2 separate regions of the Mus musculus genome follow, and region 1 is linked to region 2. The links are chromatin contacts, found by Hi-C or POLR2A ChIA-PET in ENCODE. All regions are on one chromosome and are shown on one strand. The core of a region is the stretch at or near the end of the contact, and the rest is flanking DNA. Distances in the headings are between cores, read along the strand shown. Region 1 overlaps Ergic1 (endoplasmic reticulum-golgi intermediate compartment (ERGIC) 1). Region 2 holds the start of Dusp1 (dual specificity phosphatase 1).

The links. Hi-C counts contacts between places; a loop is a spot of excess contacts on that map. ChIA-PET counts read pairs that join two places held with the same protein, here RNA polymerase II (POLR2A).
Region 1: POLR2A ChIA-PET joins it to region 2 with 19 read pairs in Patski. The contact joins the enhancer-like site here to the promoter of Dusp1 in region 2. A Hi-C loop is called at or near these places in 7 of 37 maps with a recorded cell type or tissue (gastrocnemius and heart). POLR2A ChIA-PET finds 5 or more read pairs at or near these places in 4 of 5 experiments (Patski and embryonic stem cell).

The regions. Positions count from the first base shown.
Region 1 is chr17:26,606,419-26,610,101 of GRCm38, reverse strand. Ergic1 (endoplasmic reticulum-golgi intermediate compartment (ERGIC) 1) reads right to left here. Exons shown (of 10, transcript NM_026170.3): 2 at 1,448-1,509. Among named protein-coding and RNA genes, the nearest start is that of Gm41553, 33 kb to the left of the region's middle. Within about 2 kb of position 1,570, at least 1 of the 3 ENCODE cell types and tissues checked has a DNase peak (open chromatin) inside an H3K27ac peak, as active enhancers do; it is gastrocnemius, where a contact is called at or near this core.
Region 2 is chr17:26,506,264-26,510,040 of GRCm38, reverse strand. Dusp1 (dual specificity phosphatase 1) reads left to right here and starts at 1,569. Exons shown (of 4, transcript NM_013642.3): 1 at 1,569-2,084; 2 at 2,322-2,467; 3 at 2,837-3,056; 4 at 3,391-3,777. The coding sequence starts at 1,718. The coding sequence ends at 3,761.

The DNA.
Region 1 (3,683 bases), core at 321-2,820, 100 kb before region 2:
CATTCGCCAGGGTGGTAACTTAGTGGGAAAGATCCCTCAGTGGCAAGGCACATCTTACATCAGGCGTTCATTCATCCACTCGACCAATCGAGGTGGTGCCAACTTCCCTCCCACAGCCGAGCTGCCATCTGCAGGTTTCCCTACAGGAAAGCTACCATCTTACACTTCTAATCTCTTTTCTGTGGAAGTGAGTTGCTACAGCCGCCTCACACTTGAGGGAGAGGGAGGGAGGGGTATTCACAGGGTCACCAGAGTTCTTGAGTGAGTTCGTCTCCTCCCCAGTTCATTTATGACAGGCTCAAAGGCCTTTCCCCTAATTCTTTGGGTTCTAGTCCACCAGAGTCATGCTCCAGTTTGAGTCCTTGGGTCCTTTTGTCCTGCTGACATGACGCGAAACTCTCTTCCTTGCCTGGGGTTGCAAATGGCCACTTTTCTGAGATGTCCTAGTTCCTCTAATTGAACTAAGTTAGAGTGAGTTTGTGATTTCTTTTAGTGGCTAAAATTATTAACAATTCAAATCATTTCAAAAGCAGGAAGGTAAAGCAAGCCTCCCTCCCATACCTCGGATCTGCTTGCTTGGACTTTTTTTTGTTCGCTTGTTGTTGTCTGTCTGTCTGTTTGTTTGTTTGTTTGTTTTGGACAGGGTTTCTCTGTGTAGCCCTGGATGCCCTGGAACTCACTCTGTAGACCAGGCTGGCCTCGAACTCAGAAATCCACCTGCCTCTGCCTCCCAAATGCTGGATTAAAGAGATTTAAGTCATAGGCCACCACTACCTGGCTACTTTTAAAATTTTTGTATTTAATATACTGCTATTATTGATGATGATGAGTGTGTGTGTGTGTGTGTGTGTGTGTGTGTGTGTGTGTGTGTGTGTGTTTGTGTGCGCGCGTGTGTGCGCGCACGCCTTTCCACCATGGGTTCTGAGGCTCTAACTCAGGCCATCAGTCATGCACAGCAAATGTTGAGTCATCTCACTGGTCTTTATTTAGATTTTGGGTGGCTCCTGTTTCTGGCGCACTTATCCTTACAGCCTGGAGGTACTATCACATCTTCAAAGCCGCTCATCACACAGGGCCAGGGGTGGACTTTCCACTTACAGTGCATGCTAGATCCTCTCAGAGAGTTCTGGATCTAGGAGACTTAGTTTTAGACTCTAAGGTCAGGGATCCTGACCCTGCACTGGTATTTTTCTGCATCCTTCTAGTTATGGCTGGCTGCCCTGGCTGTATAGTTACAGCTGGCCACTCTACCTTGCAGGGTTATATAGCAAGGATAGAGATGCTTCATGGAGAGAGATGTAGGGCTTGTGGGATGCTAGGCATGTCTCCTCTCCCATCTGCCTTTCCTTCTTTCCTCCTTTCTCCAGAGATCTGCAGAGAGTGGGAGCATGGATATTTGAGGTCTAGGCAGAGGGTTGGGTTAATGGTGAGAAGGGCAGTTACTCACTAATGGCACCAGTATATGTCGGCTGTGTGAGGTCCTTGGGCACCTTCCTGTAGATGTCAAACCTGCGAAGAAGAAACAGGGGGATTAGACAGGTGTAGGGTACAGGCAGAGACGGGGTGCTGGCAGCATGCCACCTGGGTCAGCAACCACAGCTCTTAGCAGAGTCCTTTCCAGCCTCCTCTGAGAGGCCTTACAAGGATCCTACTGTCTTAGGGTTTCTGTTGCTGTGACAAAACACCACAGCCAAAAAGTACATTAGGGAGAAAAGGGTTTGTTTGGCTTACACTTCTACATTACTGTTCATCACCAAAGACGTCAGGACAGGAACTCAAGCAGGGCAGGAACCTAGAGGCAGAAGCTGATGCAGAGACCATGGAGAGGTGCTGCTTACTGGCTTGTTCTACATGGCTTGCTCAGCTTGCTCTCTTATAGAACCCAGAACCCCCCACACAGGGATGGTATCATACACAATGGGCTGGGCCCTGTCCCATCAATCACTAACTAAGAAAATGCTCTACAGGCTGACCCACAGTCTGACCTTATAGAGGCATCTTCTCAATTAAGGTTTGGTTCCCTCCTCCTAGATGACCACAGTTTGTGTCACAATGACATAAATCTAGCCAGCCCACCCATACATCCCTCTGCTACATCCCATCATGTCTCAGTGAAGATCCCAGCTCATTGCCCATCATTTTACACACTCATATATTTATACGTGTGCATGTTTCTTGGTGGGCCCTGCTTCTGCCAGAATGTAACTGCCAGACAAAGGTGAGGCCTTGTCCCTAACTCAGGCTGATAGGCGGTAGGCACTGCCCAGTAACAGCACCGTGAACTGAGGTAACATTTGGGTCTAGGGAGCCACTGGGAGGCTCTATGTCTCTTTGACACCATTATATTATGACATGGCTTTCTCACTCTGTGTCATCTCTTTATCCCTTTTCCTGCCTCCACCTCCCCATCCTGGCCCACTGTCCCTGTCTTCCCTGCCAGCTTCTGCCTGCAGGATAAGGTAGGGTCAGCTGGAGGTAAGGCTGGCTCTGCTTCTGGTTGTCCACCCCAGCTTTTCTCTCCTAAACACATCACCAGGACCAGGGAAGTCCTGGAATATGATGGGGGATTGCGGGGCTTTGGAATCAAATTGAATTCTCACCCTGTCTTGTTCTCAGTCAGGTAGGGGTTAGGACTCTGGAATCTGGATTTCTGTGGTTTAAATCTTAAATGCTCTTCCTTGCCATGTGTGTTTTTACTTCTAGTGGCCTCTGTTTCCTTGTCTATAAATGCAGGGCTACTACTGACAAGTAAGAAAAACCTTCCCGTGAGGGACTTGGTACAGAGTCCCCATAGGAGGCTTCCACTTGGAAGGTTATAAAAGTAACCTGGGCACTGTCCCAAATAGAGGAGACTTATGAGACATGATAACTGAACTTGGTGTGGGATCACGATAGATTTCCTACGCTGGAAATGACACTGAGCAAGCCCTGTGGCGTCGCTGATAGCACCACATAATGTCACTGTTTGTGTTCTGATGGTGGCATTATGGTTATGTGGGACAGCTTTCCACGGCGGTAACAAATTACCAAAGAAGACCATCTTCACAGAAGAAAGGTCTGTTTTGGCTTCAGAGGTCTCAGTCTGTCTGGCTGCTTCTGCTGCTTAGGTCCTAGGGTGCAGTAGGGCATCTCACCTCAGTGATGGGAGCAGGTGGCAGAGGAAGGTGGTCATCAGACAGACAGAGAGACAGAGGGCAGGGGACCAGGGACAAGATTCCCTTCCAGGACAACCCCCAATGACTTGCTTCCTCCTGCTCAGCTCCAGCTCTTAAACCTCCCATTTCATCCCAAAAGCTTTGAGCTCTGAAGCCATTAGTGGTTGAGTCCAGGGATGATGCTGGAGTCCTCATCCAATCTGCTTTAACACTGCTGTGCTGGAGACCACGCCCTTAAGCACACGGCCTCTGGGGACATTAGAGACCCAGTCCAGGACATGATGTAAGATGCTGACCTTTGGGGACACTTGGGTAAAGGGCATATGAGAACTCTGCTATTTTTGCAATTTGGGGATAAGTATAAAATTATTTCACAATGAATAGAGATTATTTTTAAAATTCAGATGGAAAAAAATTCAAATGAAGCTGCCACTCAAAAGTTGTTTTGGGAAGAAGCTTGGTCCCCGTGGGCACCCGAATTAGAGGTACCAAGCTTGCTGTGTGCTGTGGGGCAAGCCACATTTTATG
Region 2 (3,777 bases), core at 320-2,819:
GAATGGCCTTGCAAAAACAAAAATAAAAGGAAAATTTGAAGTTGGTATGCAGTTTGAAAAGGCAGCAGCTGTAACATTTTATGATTCAATGCAAAAAATATGTTGAGGTCCTCAGCTGAATAAGTAGAATAAACAAATAATTTTTTTCTTTCTGTCGCTCTTCTGAGATGTAGGGAGGGTGGTGTTATCTGAAGATTTCTTTGCTGTTCTTTTAGGATCAATGCTCAAAGGAATGTAAAAACGCCCTTTAAAAATAACGTATTCTGAATTTACAGAAGAATCTAGGCAGAGCGCAAGAGCTAAGAGAGGCCAAAGCGGACGTTGCTGGGCAAAGACACATGGTAGTAAGACACCTCCCCTTGCAAAGAGGAAGAAACCGCAGAATGTTCCTGACTCGGCACCCCTTCAGAGTGGTGCAATGTTTATGTTTGTGTATCCAACTCCGTGGTGTTGCGGCGGACTCACTGCCTACCCTGTAGTCATGGAGTTTTGTGGAAGGACACACACACACACACCATTTCGGTCTTCCCAGGTGTGATGAGTACAGTTTGTCCCACAGAGTGGCGGATTCAAGGCTCTTGGCCCTGAGTCCTTGGTGTGCTCAGCTTCTGTTCAGTGGAGATGAAAGGCACGAGGGCAGATGCCTTTAATCCTTAGTAAGTCAGGGACAGGAGGATCTCTATGAGTTCAAGACTAGCCAGAGCTACACAGCAAGATCCTCTCTGAAACAAACAAAACAAAACAAAAGAAAGTTGTGTTGGGGGACAGAGGAGCAGCGGCTAGCAGCATCCTCTTGATGCCACGCGACGACAATGTTCTGGGCCGTCCCTAGGCGGCGCTGTGGAGCTCTACCCAAGTCTCCCCCACCCCACCCCCCCAACCCCAATGTTAAACCTGGGCTCCAAAGATCTTGCAACCCTCCTCCCTTTGCTCCAAGTAAGTCCTCTAGGGACCACCGCGGTAAAGATAACACTCCGGGGTGGGGGGTGGGAACTAACTGGAAGCATTCCCTTGTTCAGCGTAAAACTTTTAAAGTGACATTCAAGAAGGACGTCTCAACTCTCGCCATTTGTCCTCGGTATAGCCAGAGGGCTATAGACCGAATTAGTCATCTCTCACTACCCACTCCCCTTTCCCGCTCAGCTCGCCACGCCCACCACTCCAGCAGCCAGAGCCGGGCCAGCTGAGAACGTGATACCAGGAGTGGCCCCGCTCGTTCGGCGGAGACCCGCGGAGGGGAGCAGGGCAGGTGTCCTCAGGCCGCGCGTCCTGGCCACCCGGGCTGGCAGCGCGCCGTCCTGCCTGCGAGCCCAGAGGACAGGAGGGTGGGGGCCGGGCTGCGAGCCAGCGCTCAGAGCCGAGAGGCTCCTAGGCCGATGACGTCTTTGCTTTTGGCTTTGGCGGCGCCAAGCTCGGTAGGGCGGGTGACGTCACCGCCCGGTCACGTGTCTGCCATTCAAACAAACAAACCGTTCTCCCCCACCCCCACCCCACCCCCCGCTTCTGTGCCGCGCCCGGGACCGCCCCCGAGAGGCTACATAAAACCGCGCTCCGTCGGACGAGCGCGCAGTGAAGGACTGGCGGGAGGAAAGCGCGGTGAAGCCAGATTAGGAGCAGCGAGCACTTGGGGACTTAGGGCCACAGGACACCGCACAAGATCGACCGACTTTTTCTGGAGAACCGCAGAACGGGCACGCTGGGGTCGCTGGGGCTGGCCATGGTGATGGAGGTGGGCATCCTGGACGCCGGGGGGCTGCGCGCGCTGCTGCGAGAGGGCGCCGCGCAGTGCCTGTTGTTGGATTGTCGCTCCTTCTTCGCTTTCAACGCCGGCCACATCGCGGGCTCAGTGAACGTGCGCTTCAGCACCATCGTGCGGCGCCGCGCCAAGGGCGCCATGGGCCTGGAGCATATCGTGCCCAACGCTGAACTGCGTGGCCGCCTGCTGGCCGGAGCCTACCACGCCGTGGTGCTGCTGGACGAGCGCAGCGCCTCCCTGGACGGCGCCAAGCGCGACGGCACCCTGGCCCTGGCCGCGGGCGCGCTCTGCCGAGAGGCGCGCTCCACTCAAGTCTTCTTTCTCCAAGGTACGCTCTAGCTCTGGCAGGACTTATGCCATCAGCTAGGGAAGGGGCGTCCCACCTGGAGTATGGGGGCGCCGGCGTCCAGTCTCCAGGGGCTTGTCAGTGGCTTTGTTTCACTCCCATAACAAAGACTTCCTTAAGCCTTCCTTGTAAACTCGCAGCCCCTGGTGGGTGAGTGGCTTGTCTCCAGGTACTGTGTCGGTGGTGCTAATGAGAAAATATGTACCTTTGTATTCTCAGGAGGATATGAAGCGTTTTCGGCTTCCTGCCCTGAGCTGTGCAGCAAACAGTCCACCCCCACGGGGCTCAGCCTCCCCCTGAGTACTAGTGTGCCTGACAGTGCAGAATCCGGATGCAGCTCCTGTAGTACCCCTCTCTACGATCAGGTTAGTAGGAGTCCGGGTCCATGCAGGGCAGGGAGGTGGCAGAGCTGGCAGAGGTCTAGGAGGATTGTGCCAGGAGGATATAGAAAGCGGCTGCAGCTTTATTTATACTAGCGGGGACACGAGGATCTTTAGTCCATCATGAAGCAATTGGATGGAGCTGAGTCTCCCAGTTGCTGGCACGGAAGAGCTTGTTGGCTCTGTCCAGGCCAATGGGCTTGATTCTTTACGAATATTTTAATATGTCAACAGCAGTGCTGAGGTCACCAGTTTCAGAAACTCCCGTTTTCAGCGGGGAGTTTTTGTGGGCATGGGTACTGGTGCTCACGCTGGACGAGCTTGACGAATGCTGGACTGTTTTTTTGACTTCAGGGGGGCCCAGTGGAGATCCTGTCCTTCCTGTACCTGGGCAGTGCCTATCACGCTTCTCGGAAGGATATGCTTGACGCCTTGGGCATCACCGCCTTGATCAACGTCTCAGCCAATTGTCCTAACCACTTTGAGGGTCACTACCAGTACAAGAGCATCCCTGTGGAGGACAACCACAAGGCAGACATCAGCTCCTGGTTCAACGAGGCTATTGACTTCATAGGTAAATGGAATAACTATCTGGAACCTCTGCTTCTGTCCCTACTGTAGCCACTGAGCCCAGTCTTTTGGGTGGCAGCTTAAATGATCCTCACCCAAGCCTTCCTCCTCACTGAGACTCAGTTGAACTGACTGTCTTGTCCAGGATTATAAGTGTAGATACCCAGTCCGGGTTTAAATCCCCTGCTATCCTTTGCATAGTATACACATAGGGTCTGCATGACTGCAAGAGGCAGACCCTGGCCATTTCTGGACAGGACACAAGACATTTCTTAGCCATCCTTGATCTGGGCTCAGCTGTTCTGAGTTTTTGAGTAACCCATAACTTTATTTTCCAGACTCCATCAAGGATGCTGGAGGGAGAGTGTTTGTTCATTGCCAGGCCGGCATCTCCCGGTCAGCCACCATCTGCCTTGCTTACCTCATGAGGACTAACCGGGTAAAGCTGGACGAGGCCTTTGAGTTTGTGAAGCAGAGGCGGAGTATCATCTCCCCGAACTTCAGCTTCATGGGCCAGCTGCTGCAGTTTGAGTCCCAAGTGCTAGCCCCTCACTGCTCTGCTGAAGCTGGGAGCCCTGCCATGGCTGTCCTTGACCGGGGCACCTCTACTACCACAGTCTTCAACTTCCCTGTTTCCATCCCCGTCCACCCCACGAACAGTGCCCTGAACTACCTTAAAAGCCCCATCACCACCTCTCCAAGCTGCTGAAGGGCAAGGGGAGGTG